Linked DNA regions of Homo sapiens: region 2 is linked to region 1. The links are chromatin loops, found by intact Hi-C in ENCODE. Cell type or tissue: CD4-positive, alpha-beta T cell. All regions are shown on one strand. Each heading gives the region's core, and the rest is flanking DNA. Links, peaks and the distances in the headings are about the cores only.

Region 1 (6,287 bases), core at 769-5,768:
GTCCTATGCATCTCTTCACTTGGCTGTTCCTGAGTTGTATCTTTTACAATAGACCAGTAATGGTGAAGTAATGTGTTTTTTTGAGTTCTGTGAGCCATTCTAGCAAATTATCAAACCTGAGGAATGGAGGTCACGGGAACCTCCAAATTTGTAGTTGGCTGGACAGAAGTGTGGGTAACCTGGGGACCCAGTACTTGTGACTGGCATGTGAAATGGGGGTAGTTTTGTTTTGTTTTGTTTTGTTTTTTTGGAGACATCGAGTCTCACTCTGTCACCCAGGCTGGAGTGCAGTGGCACGATCTCGGCTCACACAACCTCCGCCTCTGGGTTCAAGCAATTATCCTGTCTCAGCCCCCCAAGTAGCTGGGATTACAGGCACTCGCCACCACTCCTGGCTAATTTTTGTACTTTTAGTAGAGATGAGGTTTCACCATGTTGGCCAGGCTGGACTCGAACTCCTGACCTCAGGTGATCCGCCTGCCTCGGCTTCCCAAAGTTCTGGGATTACAGGCATGAGCCACCACACCCAGCCATTTTTTTTTTTTTTGAGATGGAGTTTCACTCTTGTTGCCCAGGCTGGAGTGCAATGGCGTGACCTCAGCTCACTGCAACCTCCACCTCCTGGGTTCAAGCAATTCTTCTGCCTCAGCCTCCCGAGTAGCTGGGATTACAGGTGCCCGCCACCAGGCCTGGCTAATTTTTGTATTTTTAGTAGAGACAGGGTTTCACCATGTTGGCCAGGCTGGTCTCGAACTCCTGACCTCAGGTGATCCGCCCGCCTCAGCCTCCCAAAGTGCTGGGATTACAGGTGTGAGCCACTGCGCCTGGGAGAAATGGGGGTAGTCTTATGGGACTGAGCCCTTCAGCCTGTGGAGTCTGACACTAACTCCAGGTTAGTATCAGAATAGAATTGAATTATTGAACACCCAATTGGTATCACAGAAGCAGAAAATCGATTGGTGTTGGAAATGATACCACTTATTTGGTATCAGCACAAAGACCACAAAAAAGCTTTTTTTTTTTTTTTTTTTTGAGACAGAGTCTCACTCTGTTTTCAGGCTGAAGTGCAGTGGCACAATCTTGGCTCACTGCAACCTCCTCCTCCCGGGTTAAAGCAATTCTTCTGCCTCAGCCTCCTGAGTAGCTGGGATTACAGGCACACACTGCCACACCCGGCTAATTTTTGTATTTTTAGTAGAGACGGGGTTTCACCGTGTTGGCCAGGTTGGTCTCGACCTCCTGACCTCGTCATCCCCCCACCTCAGCCTCCCAAAGTGCTGGAATTACAGATGTGAGCCGTCGCACCCAGCCAACCACAAAGTAGCTCTATGTAAATTTGCCCTATGTGTAGCCTGGAGTAGCCACCAGAATGACCGAGGTGCTCAACTGTACCATCACCACAAAGCCTCTCGTGTAACCCCTTTACAGCCACACCCTCCCCTCCCTTCTGATATGGTACTGATCTGGGTCCCCACCAAACCGGGTGGAGTTCTCATGAATGGATTAGCACCATGAGATCTAGTTGTTCAAAAGTGTGTAGCACCTCCCATCTCTTTTCCTCCTGCTCTGGCCATGTAAGTGGTGCCTGCCTCCTCCTTTGCCCTCCCCATGGTTGTAAGTTCCCTGAGGCCTCCCCAGAAGCTGAAGCCACCACGCTTCCTGTACAGACTGCAGAACCATGAGCCAATTAAACCTTTTGTCTTTATAAATTACCCAGTCTCAGGTATTTCTTTATAGAAAGAGGAGAACGGACTAATACACATTCCTAACTCCTGACAACCACTAGTCTATTCCCTCTCTAATTATATTATTTGCCGTGTAAATAGAATCATGCAGTGATGTATCCTTTTGAGGCTGGCTTTTTCACTCAGCAAAAGTTCATCCAAGTTGTTGCTTGTACCAATAGTTCATTCCTTCTACAGCAGAATAGTATCCTGTGGTATGAATATACCATAGTTTGTGAGTATTTTCTGGTTTAGGGCTATTATAAATAAAGCTTCTATGAACATTTGTGTACAAGTTCCACCATGAAAATAAGTTTTCATTTCTCTGGGAAAAATGCATGACAGTGCAATTGCCGGGTTTTATGATAAGTCCATTTTTATTTTTGAAAGGAACTGGTTATATTTTGAACATGGGGCCAACAGGATTATCTGACAAATTGAACGTGGGTTTGAGAGAAAAGAGGAGTCAGGGATGGTTCTAAATGAAAGCATGCTGGAACACAGTAAGGGCTTGGTAAATGTCAGCTGCACAAGTGGTAGCAAATACAGCTGCAATCATGAAAGAAATGAGAAAAACCACGAGGCACTGTAAGCCATGAGACATTGCCCTAGAAGGCATTTAGAGTCACTCATTTGCATATGTTAAAAGTGAAAGAGAAGAGTGTTTTATTTCCTCTTAGGATATAGAAAAACCACAAGGGAACATCATTCCCATTCTTTTCTGGGGGGGCTCCAGTGATCATCCCACCTCAGCCTCCTGAGTAGCTGGGACTACAGGCTCCTGTCGCCATGTCTGGCTAATTTTTTTTTTTTTTTTTTTTTTTTTTTTGTAGAGACAGGGTTTCCCCATGTTGCTCAGGCTGGCTGGTCTTGAACTCCAGGGCTCAAAGGGTCCACCCACCTCACCCCCGAAAGTGCTGGGAGTACAGGAATGAACCACCCCGCCCCCCGACTCTAACAATAACAAAACACCAGATAATTTGCAAAACCATAATTTCTTAAACCAGTCAGATAGCTGAGGTGGCAGGCAACCAAGAGAACTGAATTCCAAAGAGTGACAAGCCCCTCCAAGGAAAGGCAAGACCAACTGTCTTGGGCAGAGCATGTGGTGGGCAGGAGGGAGTCTGCCCTGCCTTCTGAGCTTTTTGCACAGGCCTTCACTGCAGGAAAAAGACTGGAGGCAGAGGGGGAGCCGGGAGAGACCCCTCCCCCTTGCTGGTGGCACAAGCACTCAAGCGGTGATTGACTGCTGTGCAGCGACCCCCACCTGCTTCCCCAGGACGATTCTCTCTGGGCAAAACCACGTGGGAGGCTGCACTCTCTGGCCCCAGGGCTGCTGCGGGAGAGGCAGAAACGAAGATCCACTGCTTCTGGGGCAGGATCAAAGTAAACACCACTTGCCCCTGTGGGAGGCGCAGGACGCACTCTCCTGTGTTAAACCCACAGGAGATAGAAGGCACGACAGGAGGGACAGGAGCACTTCGAAGACTCCACCTTCTGAGACCCTAGTACACAGGCTCTGCGGAGGCTGGGCCAGGAGAATGGAGCAACATCCCACCGTCCGGAAACCCTTTAACACACGTCCACAAACTGCCTCCACTACTAGCCCAACCAAGAGTAGCAGCAACGGCATTTACCACCAGGGGGCGGGCAAGAGCACACAGAGACATTTACCACCAGGAGGAGGGCAAGACCACGCATCCCCTAGGTAGTGCAGGCGAGCAGGGGTTGCTGAGAGCTGAGGGTGGAGCCGCAACTTCCAGAAAATTTCCGGGACCCTCAGGCTGTCTGTGAGAAACACACTTTAAATATAAAAACCTAGGGCTGGGGCGGTGGCTCACACCTGTAATCCCAGCACTTTGGGAGGCCTAGGCGGGCTGATCTCCTGAGGTCAGGAGTTCGAGACCAGCCTGGCCAACATGGTGAAACCCCATCTCTACTAAAAATACAAAAATTAGTCGGATGTGGTGGCACATGCCTGTAATCCCAACCACTTGGGAGGCCGAGGCACGAGAATCGCTTGAACTCGGGAGGTGGAGGTTGCAGTGAGCTGAGATCACGCCATTGCACTTCAGCCTGGGCAACAGAGCGAGACTCTGTCTCAAAAGAAATAAAAAATAATAATAAAGACCTAGATAGCCTAAAACCAAAGGAATGGAAAAAAGGCATGCCATGCAAACACTAATCCAAAGAAAGCTCAAGTGTCTATATTAATGTCAGATGAAGCAGAAACAGAGAATATTTCCAGGAATAAAGAAGGACTGTATATAAAGGGGTTGATTCATCAAGAGGACATCATAACTGTCCATGCATGTGCACTGGAGAACACAGTCAGGGTACATGCAATCGAGACCGTTAGAGCTGAAAGGAGAAATAGACACATCCACTCTTCTCTCAATATTTGGTAGAGCGAGTACACAGAAAATCAGGCTGGGTATGGGTAACTTGAATAACACTAATAACCAACAATCTGATTGACATTTATAGGACATTTCGCACAACAACAGCAGAATACACATTCTTTTTGAGTGCCCATGGAACTTTAGCAAGATAGACCATATTCTGGGCCATAAAGCAAATCTTAACAAATTAAAAATAATTGAAATCATACAAAGTATGTTTTCTCACCATAATGAAATTAAACTATAAATCAGTAACAGAAAGATATCTGGAAAGTCCCCAAATGTTTGGAAATCAAACAACACACTTTTAGATAACTTATGGTTCAAAGAAGAAACCATGAGGATAATTAGAAATATTCTAATGGAAATAAAAATACAACATATCAACACTGTCGATGAAAAGAGTCGAACTCTGTAAAATATTTTAGGAGATTTATTCTAAGCCAAATATGAGTGACCATGGCCCGTGACACAGCCCTCCGAAGCTCCTGAGAACATGTGAACATGTGCCCAAGATGGTCGGGGTGCAGCTTAGTTTTATATATTTTAGGAAGCATGAGACATCAGTCAAATACATTTAAGAAATACATTGGTTTGGTTCAGAAAGGAGGGACAACTCAAAGTGGGGACTTCCAGGCTATAGGTAAATTTAAACATTTTCTGGTTGACAATTGGTTGAGTTTGTCTGAAGATCTGGGATCAATAGAAAGGAAATGTTCAGGTTAAAATAAAGGATTGTGGAAACCAAGTTTTATTGTGCAGAGGAATCTCTCAGATAGCAGACTTCAGACAGAGAGGAGAGAGAGAGCAGGTTGTAAAATGTTTCTTATTAGACCTAAAAGAGTGCCTGGCTCTTAGTTGATTATCTCCTGGATCTGGAAAGGAAGGAAGGAAAACAAAGGGGCAAGGGGATTCTCTATAGAATGTGGATTTTTCCCACAAGAGACTTGCAGGGCAATTTCAAGCTATGGCAGGGAAATATATTTTGGGGTTAAATATTTTTTCCTTGTCTCGTAATGTTATACCAGAGTCAGATTGAAAAGTAAGTCACAATATATAAATAAAACCCATCTGATGAGAATTTAGGATTTGTAGGGCATGACTCCCTAGATCCCTTAGATAGAAATTTGGGCAAAATCAAAAATTAGAACTTAGTCCTAAAAACTCATGGGATACCATTTATTGCAGTGCTTACAGAAAATCTTTGTGACATTGTTTAAGTTAAGATTTAGATAGGACAAAAAACACAGCCCATAAAAGGAAAAAAAACCGATAAATTGGCTCTTATCAAAATTAAAAACTTCCGCTCTTTAGAAGGTACTAGTAAAAAATGAGAAGACAAACGACAGATTGGGAAAAAATATTTGCAAAACATATCACTGATGAATAACTTGTATCCAGAATAGATAAAGAATTCTTCCAACTCAATAATGAGACAAACAAGCCAATTAAAAATGGGCAAAGGATCTGAACAGAAATTTCATCAAAGAAGAGATATCCTGGCAAACAACCACATGAACACATGCTCAACATTGTTAGTCACTAGGGAAATGAAAATTTAAACCAGAATGAAATACAGTCAGCCCTCGGTATCTACGGGTTCCACATCCACGGATTCAACCAACTGCACAGTGAACACACAGATAAAAAATATTGAAAAAAATAACAATACAACAATAAAAACAATACAAATAAAAACAATACAGCATAACAACGATTTACATAGCATTTAAATTATATTAGGGATCATAAGTAATCTAGAGATAAATTAAAGTAGAGCGGGTTATGTGCCTGGGTTATATGCAAACGCTGCACTATTTTATATCAGGGACTTGAGCATGCCCGGGGTTTCCTATTTTCAGGAGTCCTGGAATCAGTCCCCAGGAATATGGAAAGATGACTGCCACAGGATACCTACTAGAATGGCTTTTAAAAAGAGGATACAGGCCAGGCACAGTGGCTCATGCCTGTAATCCCAGCATTTTGGGAGATTGAGGCAGGCGGATCACGAGGTCAAGAGATTGAGACCATCCTGGCCAACATGGTGAAACCCTGTCTCTACTAAAAATACAAAAACTAGCCAGGTGTGGTGGCACGTGTCTGTAGTCCTAGCTACTTGGGAAGCTGAGGCAGGAGAATCGCTTGAACCCAGGGGGCAGAA
Region 2 (6,287 bases), core at 552-5,551, 68 kb after region 1:
TCTGTGGGAGCTGTCCAGTTTCTCCTGGAGACAGGCAGAGGGGGCGGGGCCCCAGGACTCCTGGGCTGCCCACCTCAAAGCCCTTGGCCCAGTCCCCTGTGCAGACTTCTGGCACAGAGGCCCGCATCCCAGGCTGAGCTCCCTGGGGCCAACCACAGAAGGTCCAAGTGCTCTGCGTTCCTGCCTATGTTTTTAATTACCCCACTTACTTTCCCATTCATCTTTCCCTTCCCAGTCCTTTCTGTACAGCCCCCAGACTAATGTGCCTCAAATCCTGATCTCACTGAATTCCTTCCCTGGCTCAGAGACTTCTATGGCTCCATTCTGTCCAGGCTCGGCATTTAGCGTTCATACACACACCCCTCTCCAAGGGCGACGGCTGTTCCTCTTTTCTCTCCTCTGATTCCGCCTGGGCTCCCTGTCATCTCCTGTCCCGCCACCTCCCACCTCCAGACCCTTGGCCAGACTGTTGCCTTCCTGGATCTCCTTCCTTACTCTCTCCTTTCCACTATCTAAATGTTAACTTTCCTTTCAGGTTCCCCTCACACAGAGCGGAAGCACAGCCCTGGCATCAAGTGGGAGCATGGCCCAGGGCAAGGAGCTCTGGGAGTGCAGCCTGGGGCCTTGAATGACCCGGAGGACTGGATTTGAGGAGGGCGCCTCCTGAACCTTCTTCTGTCCTCTAGAGGGACTGCACCAGATGGCAGCTTCCTGTGAGCGGGAGCCCTCAGGTCAGGAATTGAGGGTGCATCCAGCTGTGAGCCAGGGGCCATGGAGCAAGGCTCACCCGCTTCCCAGGAGGTTCTCAAGGGCTGGGCTCTCAGGTAGAGAAACTGAAGCTCATCAGACCTCTCGGCCACGGCTACTTCAGGCTCCTAGGAGACTCACCTGCCTGTAAAGATGGTACCAGGAGCTAACAATTGCTAGTGAAGTCTAATATGGGAGCTGCTAGCCACACGCGCTTCTGAGCATTTGAAATGCTGCTGTTCCCAATTACAATGTGTTAAAGGTGTAAAATATATGCCAGATTTTGAAGACATTGTGCCAAAAAAGGTAAAATTTTTATTAATTATTTTATATTGGGTCCATATTGAAACTATATATATGTGTGTATATATATGAGTGTGTGTGTATATATATATATATATATATATTTTTTTTTTTTTTTTTTGAGATGGAGTCTCACTCTGTCACCCAGGCTGGAGGGCAGTGGTGCAATCTTGGCTCACTGCAACCTCCACCTCCCGGGTTCAAGTGATTCTCCTGCCTCAGCCTCCCAACTGGCTGGAATTACAGGCACATGCCACCACGCCTGGCTAATTTTTGTGTTTTTAGTACAGACAGGGTTTCATCATGTTGGCCAGGCTGGTCTTGAACACCTGACCTCAAGTGATCCGCCCACCTCAGCCTCCCAAAGTGCTGGGATTACAGACATGAGCCACCGTGCCCAGCCCACATTGAAACAATATATTATGAATATATTATGAATATATTGGGCTAAACACATTTTTTTCACCTGTTTTCTTTTTCTTCTTAAATGTGGCTATTAAAATTTTAAAATACATTGTGGTTCACTCACATTCTGTTTCTACTGAACACTGCTGGTCTTGGGCGTAGAAAACCACAGGAGAGGTCCGTGGATGGTTTTTCACAGTGAAACAGGTAATGTTTAGGAATCAGGTTGAGGAAACGGAGGAGGCCTCTGATTCCAGCCCCACACAGCCCTGACCGTGGCAGGGGATGAGTGCTGGCCTAATGACCTGCCCTGTGGCCAGAGGGCATGGCTTGCACAGCTGCACCCTGTGCCACACGGGCCTGGTGAGGCAGAGCAGTTCCCTGCTGGTGAAGCAGCAGCTCCCTGGGTGAGCCTGCGCATGGTGAGGGGTTGGAGACCGAGAACCCAGGGAGGAGGCTGAAGGACAGATCCTCTCCAGACTGCCCTCATTACCATTCGGGGAGATGACTCAGCTGAGGTCCCTGCTCTCCTCAGGCCATGATGCGGGCCATGATGATGACCACTCACAGTGAATCACACGGAACTACACTGAGAATGTGTGTGTGTGCTGGGGGGCAGGAAGGATTCCCAGCCAGGAAAGGAGGAGTAGAGGCGGCGCGTGGGTCCCACTGCACCTGCTCACAGGGTCCTAGGGCTGCTGGGAAATGCTTCCGGGGAAACCCGAGGCTCCCCTGGTCCCAGGCTCCTTCCCCATCAAATTTGCAGCTAGAGTACAAGGCGTAGGGCCTCTGAGAGCCATGAACAACAGAGTTCTCCCTGTCCCCCTTTCAGACCCAAAGCAGCTCTGGGCCAGCCAGTTAGGCTTCCTCCCTCTCGGCAACACCTCTGCCCCAGAGCACAGGGATTGCCCAGGACTCTTGCAACCTGGGCAGGGTGCCTGGTCCCTGGGGCAGCCAGGCCTCCCCATGGAGTCCTGGGCTTGTGGAGGAGGAGGAGCGCCCTCTGTAGGCTGGCACACGCAAGTGCAGGCTCCACAGGAAAGAGGAGGTGGCTCACCCTGGAGGCTGCACCTTGTGGCTGTGGGAAGCCACAGATCCTGCAGAGGTCCTCTCTCCTGTGGCTACAGCTTCTTGGGTTACAGAGTAACTGTTAATTCTGAACCTGACTACTTCTGTGGCTTTCCAACAGCTACCATTTCTTTGAGTCGAAGTTTGCTGGGCTAAATGCATCATAGACATAGCCATATTACAACCTGTAAGGCAGGTATTGTTATTTCTAATTTCTAGGTGAGAAAACAGAGGCTCAAAGAGGTTAAGTATATTGTCCACGGTCACACAACTATTACCTGGGGCCCGATTCCAGAGTCCAAGGACTAACCAATTCACACTGCAGCCCACTTAGGGTCTGGCCTTCTAGGAGGGAAAGAGAGGTGTGAGGACATTCAGGGAAACAGCTCTGGTGACCTTCAGTGCGGCGACCAAGATGAGGTGGGGATGATGGAGAAATGGAGAGGATCCAAGCCATGGGATGGAAGTGACAAGAGGCCATTGCTTTGAGTTGCCCTGAGAAGACGTTTGTCAATATCTCCCCAGCCCAGTTATCATGGGCTATTTCTTGACATCTTGACATCACCCCTACCCCACACACATATGGCAGCCCCATTCCACTACACATGCACCACTAGTCAGCCATGGGGCATGCACTGGGACTTCATGTTGTCCTCCATTTCAGAGGGGGAAACTGAGGACTAATGGGGGCTGGGATTTCCCCAATCTCAGGCCATCCCACTGATCACTGGCAGACTTCAGGCCTACCCCACTTACTGAGTTAAACTGGAGTGCATACCGAGTCTGCCAAGGAGAGAGAAGTCTGGTGTTGCCTCTGAGCCTTCTTTAGGCCTGTGGTTGGGGGCCTCACGCTTCCTCTCCCCAACACAACAGACCTTGTATCTCTTATTCAAGTTTACCGCCCCTCCTTGTGCCTTTGTTCCGCCACGTTCTCTAGCCCCCTTTCCTATTGAGCTAGGAGTTTTGAGAACTCATTGTCACCAACTCCCCCCACCATCATCTTCATCTTCTCCGCCACTGCTCCGTTACCCTCATCTCATACTGGTCACTACAATGACCTTCATTGCCCCCACCACTCTACCATGGCCTCTAGCACTTGAGCCGCCACCTTGATCTTCACCATTACCACCACGACCTGCCATTGTCATCATTTCTATCCTTTGTGATGGCAGCGTCACTATTTTCCTCCTCGCCATGACTTCCACCCCTCACCTCGGCATTGCCATCCTCTCCACTATGACTGCCACTAACATGACCTCTGTCATCTCCACTTCATCTGCAGAATCACATCCAGTATCACCTCCACTATCGCTGTCACCACTGCTGCCACTACCAGTACCTCCATTATATTTGTCCTCACTACCGCCATGGCTCTCATCTCCTCCAAGCCCATTTTCACCTCTGTTGTCGCCATTATCTCTGTTGTTCATGTCACTATCATTACCAGGAACTTCATCACCCTCACCTCCACCTCTGCCGTCTTCTCAACTATTTCCAACTCTATCACTTCCACCATTACCTCTCCCATGACCTCCACCACCTCCATCATCCCTATCACCACTACTCTCCCCACAAAGTTCAGTGCCTAGCATTGTTCCTGGGACTTGAGTGAGGAGCCCGGGCAGAGAAGAATATCCTGCCTGGCTGACAGACATCTTTGCGCAGATTTCTCAGAGCAGAGCATCGGCAAGCCAGGTGTCCGAACAATCCCTCCTCTTGACCTGAGAGCTGACCCTTCCTCAGGATGCTTCTGACAGGAGACAATTCAGTCCTCTATGTCAGCCATGCCCGTACGTAAAGAGACAGCTGCTGTCTAGTTGAAAGATTGAGGCCATTAATCTGGGCTGCCCTTGTTTGCATAATGATTGCATACATTTGCATCCTATTTGCTCCCAGCCTCTGAATGCTGCACTACCGGTGTTCGGGTACAATTTGCATATCACTGCAGGTGAGGGTCAGACTTTTGAGACTTTGGCTCTTACTAACTCCCTAAAGAAATTCTTTTATGTGCCGGCTCAGAATAGAACTTGGAATGCTTAATTCTAGAGTCAGTCAGCTGAAGGGCTCTAAGATGGGAGGGTAGGGAGGTCTATTCCAGAGCTCCTGGAAAGAGGGCAGCCATTGGTGTGGTCCAGGAAGGAGAGTAACAGGAGATCGACTGCGGAGACAAGCTCTGCTCCTGGACAGTGCCCTGCACAGTCACTCCTGTCCTCTCTGGTCCGTAATCACTCACTGTGAGGACTTCCTTGAACTCCCTCTAAGTGGAAGGAAGGAGTCAAACCAGCTGATCACTAATCCCCCTTCATTAAACTCCTGTTCTGAACTCAGGTGTTCTCATTCCTGACCGTACTTTAGAACCACCTGGGAGCTTTTGAAAAAGACCAGTGCCCTGGCCCCACCCCTAGATATGCTGGTTTAATTGGTGGGCCCTGGGAATTGGTTATTTTTAAAAAGCTCCCTTGGTGATTCTAATGTGCACCCAGACTAAATGCTATTGCTTGTGACTCCGCCCTCCCGTGCCTGCCACCAGCCTCCTTCATTTCTGGTTGTGAATCTCTTCCCCACTACAAGCTCAGCGAGCACCAGGGTCTGGCAGGACAGTGGAGCTAGTGCTTTTGTTTGAGGTCCCAGAAATAAGTCCTTTTCCCTCTTGAGCAGTGTGGCTGATGGCACTTGGCACCAACTGGAAATTCCCTCCTCTCTGCCTTGGTCTTGTTCCATCCAGGGGGTCTCTGCCATGGGGGCTGGTCCAGAGAAAGGTCGGCAGGGGCAGGGATAGGAAAGAGAGGCTACTCCTGCACAGCCCTCCTCCACCCTGTCTCCCAGAGCTGCGCGCCTCTCCCCTCACAACACTTGGCCCACCCCAGCTGCCCAGGCTTTGCTGCTGCTGCTTCCATGCGGGACCTGCCAGCCCCATCTTGGGTCCCCACACTCACCCCTGCAGACTGACTTCCTGCAACCCCAGACCCCCAGCCCACTCCCCATCCTGGAGAAGGAATGCACAAGGAATGTTCAGAGCTTTGTTTCAAAACAAGATGCAGTAAACATGGCTGCATCTGGGCCCTCCCACACTTACTGGGGTAATCGAAGGCATAGAGAGGGACGAGGGAAGTAGGACAGAGCTTCCTGCACACACCACCCCTGTCATCCAGCCCTGGACCATCTCGGCCCATCGGTGGGGCTTCAGCTGCCAAGGGTGGGGTGGCCTGTGAGATGAGGGCCTGCTCTGCAGAGGACCAGACAGGAGACTCAGTGTGGGCTGCGGGAGGATGGCAGACGCCAAGTGAGGCTGTGGGCAGGGAAAGAGGTGAAAACGGAAGCTGCCCAAGAGCCAATACCATGGCATAACAGTGGGGCCCTGGGGTTCGCCCATCAGCATTCACATCCGGACTTGGCAAATCACTAGCTGTGTAACCCAGTGCCTCAGGTTCCTCGCTGGTAATGAGAGGGTAATGACTGCACCTGTTTCTGAGTTTGAATTCAGTCATGAGGGTGAAATCAGAATCAGAATTCTGATTCTGTTAGATAAAGCATGCGAGTGCTTAGCACAAGGCGTGGAACATATTAATTACCCAATTAGTACAGCTTCTGTATAATTGTGAGGGTAGGGGTCACGTGCCCTTGTTCGTGACCTCCTGAAGCTCCAGCCCACCAGCTGTCCTTTGGGGTTGGGTCCTGGGCAGTGGAGGCCCTTCCTAGTAGCTATGTTCTTCCTCCTGAAAGGAGGGAGTATCCCTTCCTCCCCACTGACCAAAGGTCTGGTG

Evidence for each region. Peaks named below come from ENCODE experiments on the same cell type or tissue, not always from the same donor. Only the 100,000 strongest peaks of a DNase experiment are listed, where the experiment ranks them.
Region 2: a loop joins it to region 1, with 20 times the contacts of the local background. A loop is called at or near these places in 27 of 110 quality-filtered maps.

The regions. Positions count from the first base shown.
Region 1 is chr15:73,961,997-73,968,283 of GRCh38, reverse strand. No RefSeq gene overlaps it. Among named protein-coding and RNA genes, the nearest start is that of STOML1, 27 kb to the left of the region's middle. RefSeq lists a silencer at 2,209-2,358. In CD4-positive, alpha-beta T cell, for the core only: CTCF peaks have their summits at 3,172 and 3,374 (motif pointing right); DNase peaks (open chromatin) are centred at 2,303, 2,533 and 3,373; H3K4me3 peaks cover 1,142 bases; H3K27ac peaks cover 535 bases.
Region 2 is chr15:73,893,748-73,900,034 of GRCh38, reverse strand. It overlaps a transcript of TBC1D21 not described here. Among named protein-coding and RNA genes, the nearest start is that of TBC1D21, 23 kb to the right of the region's middle. In CD4-positive, alpha-beta T cell, for the core only: CTCF peaks have their summits at 2,266 and 2,472 (motif pointing left); a DNase peak (open chromatin) is centred at 2,464.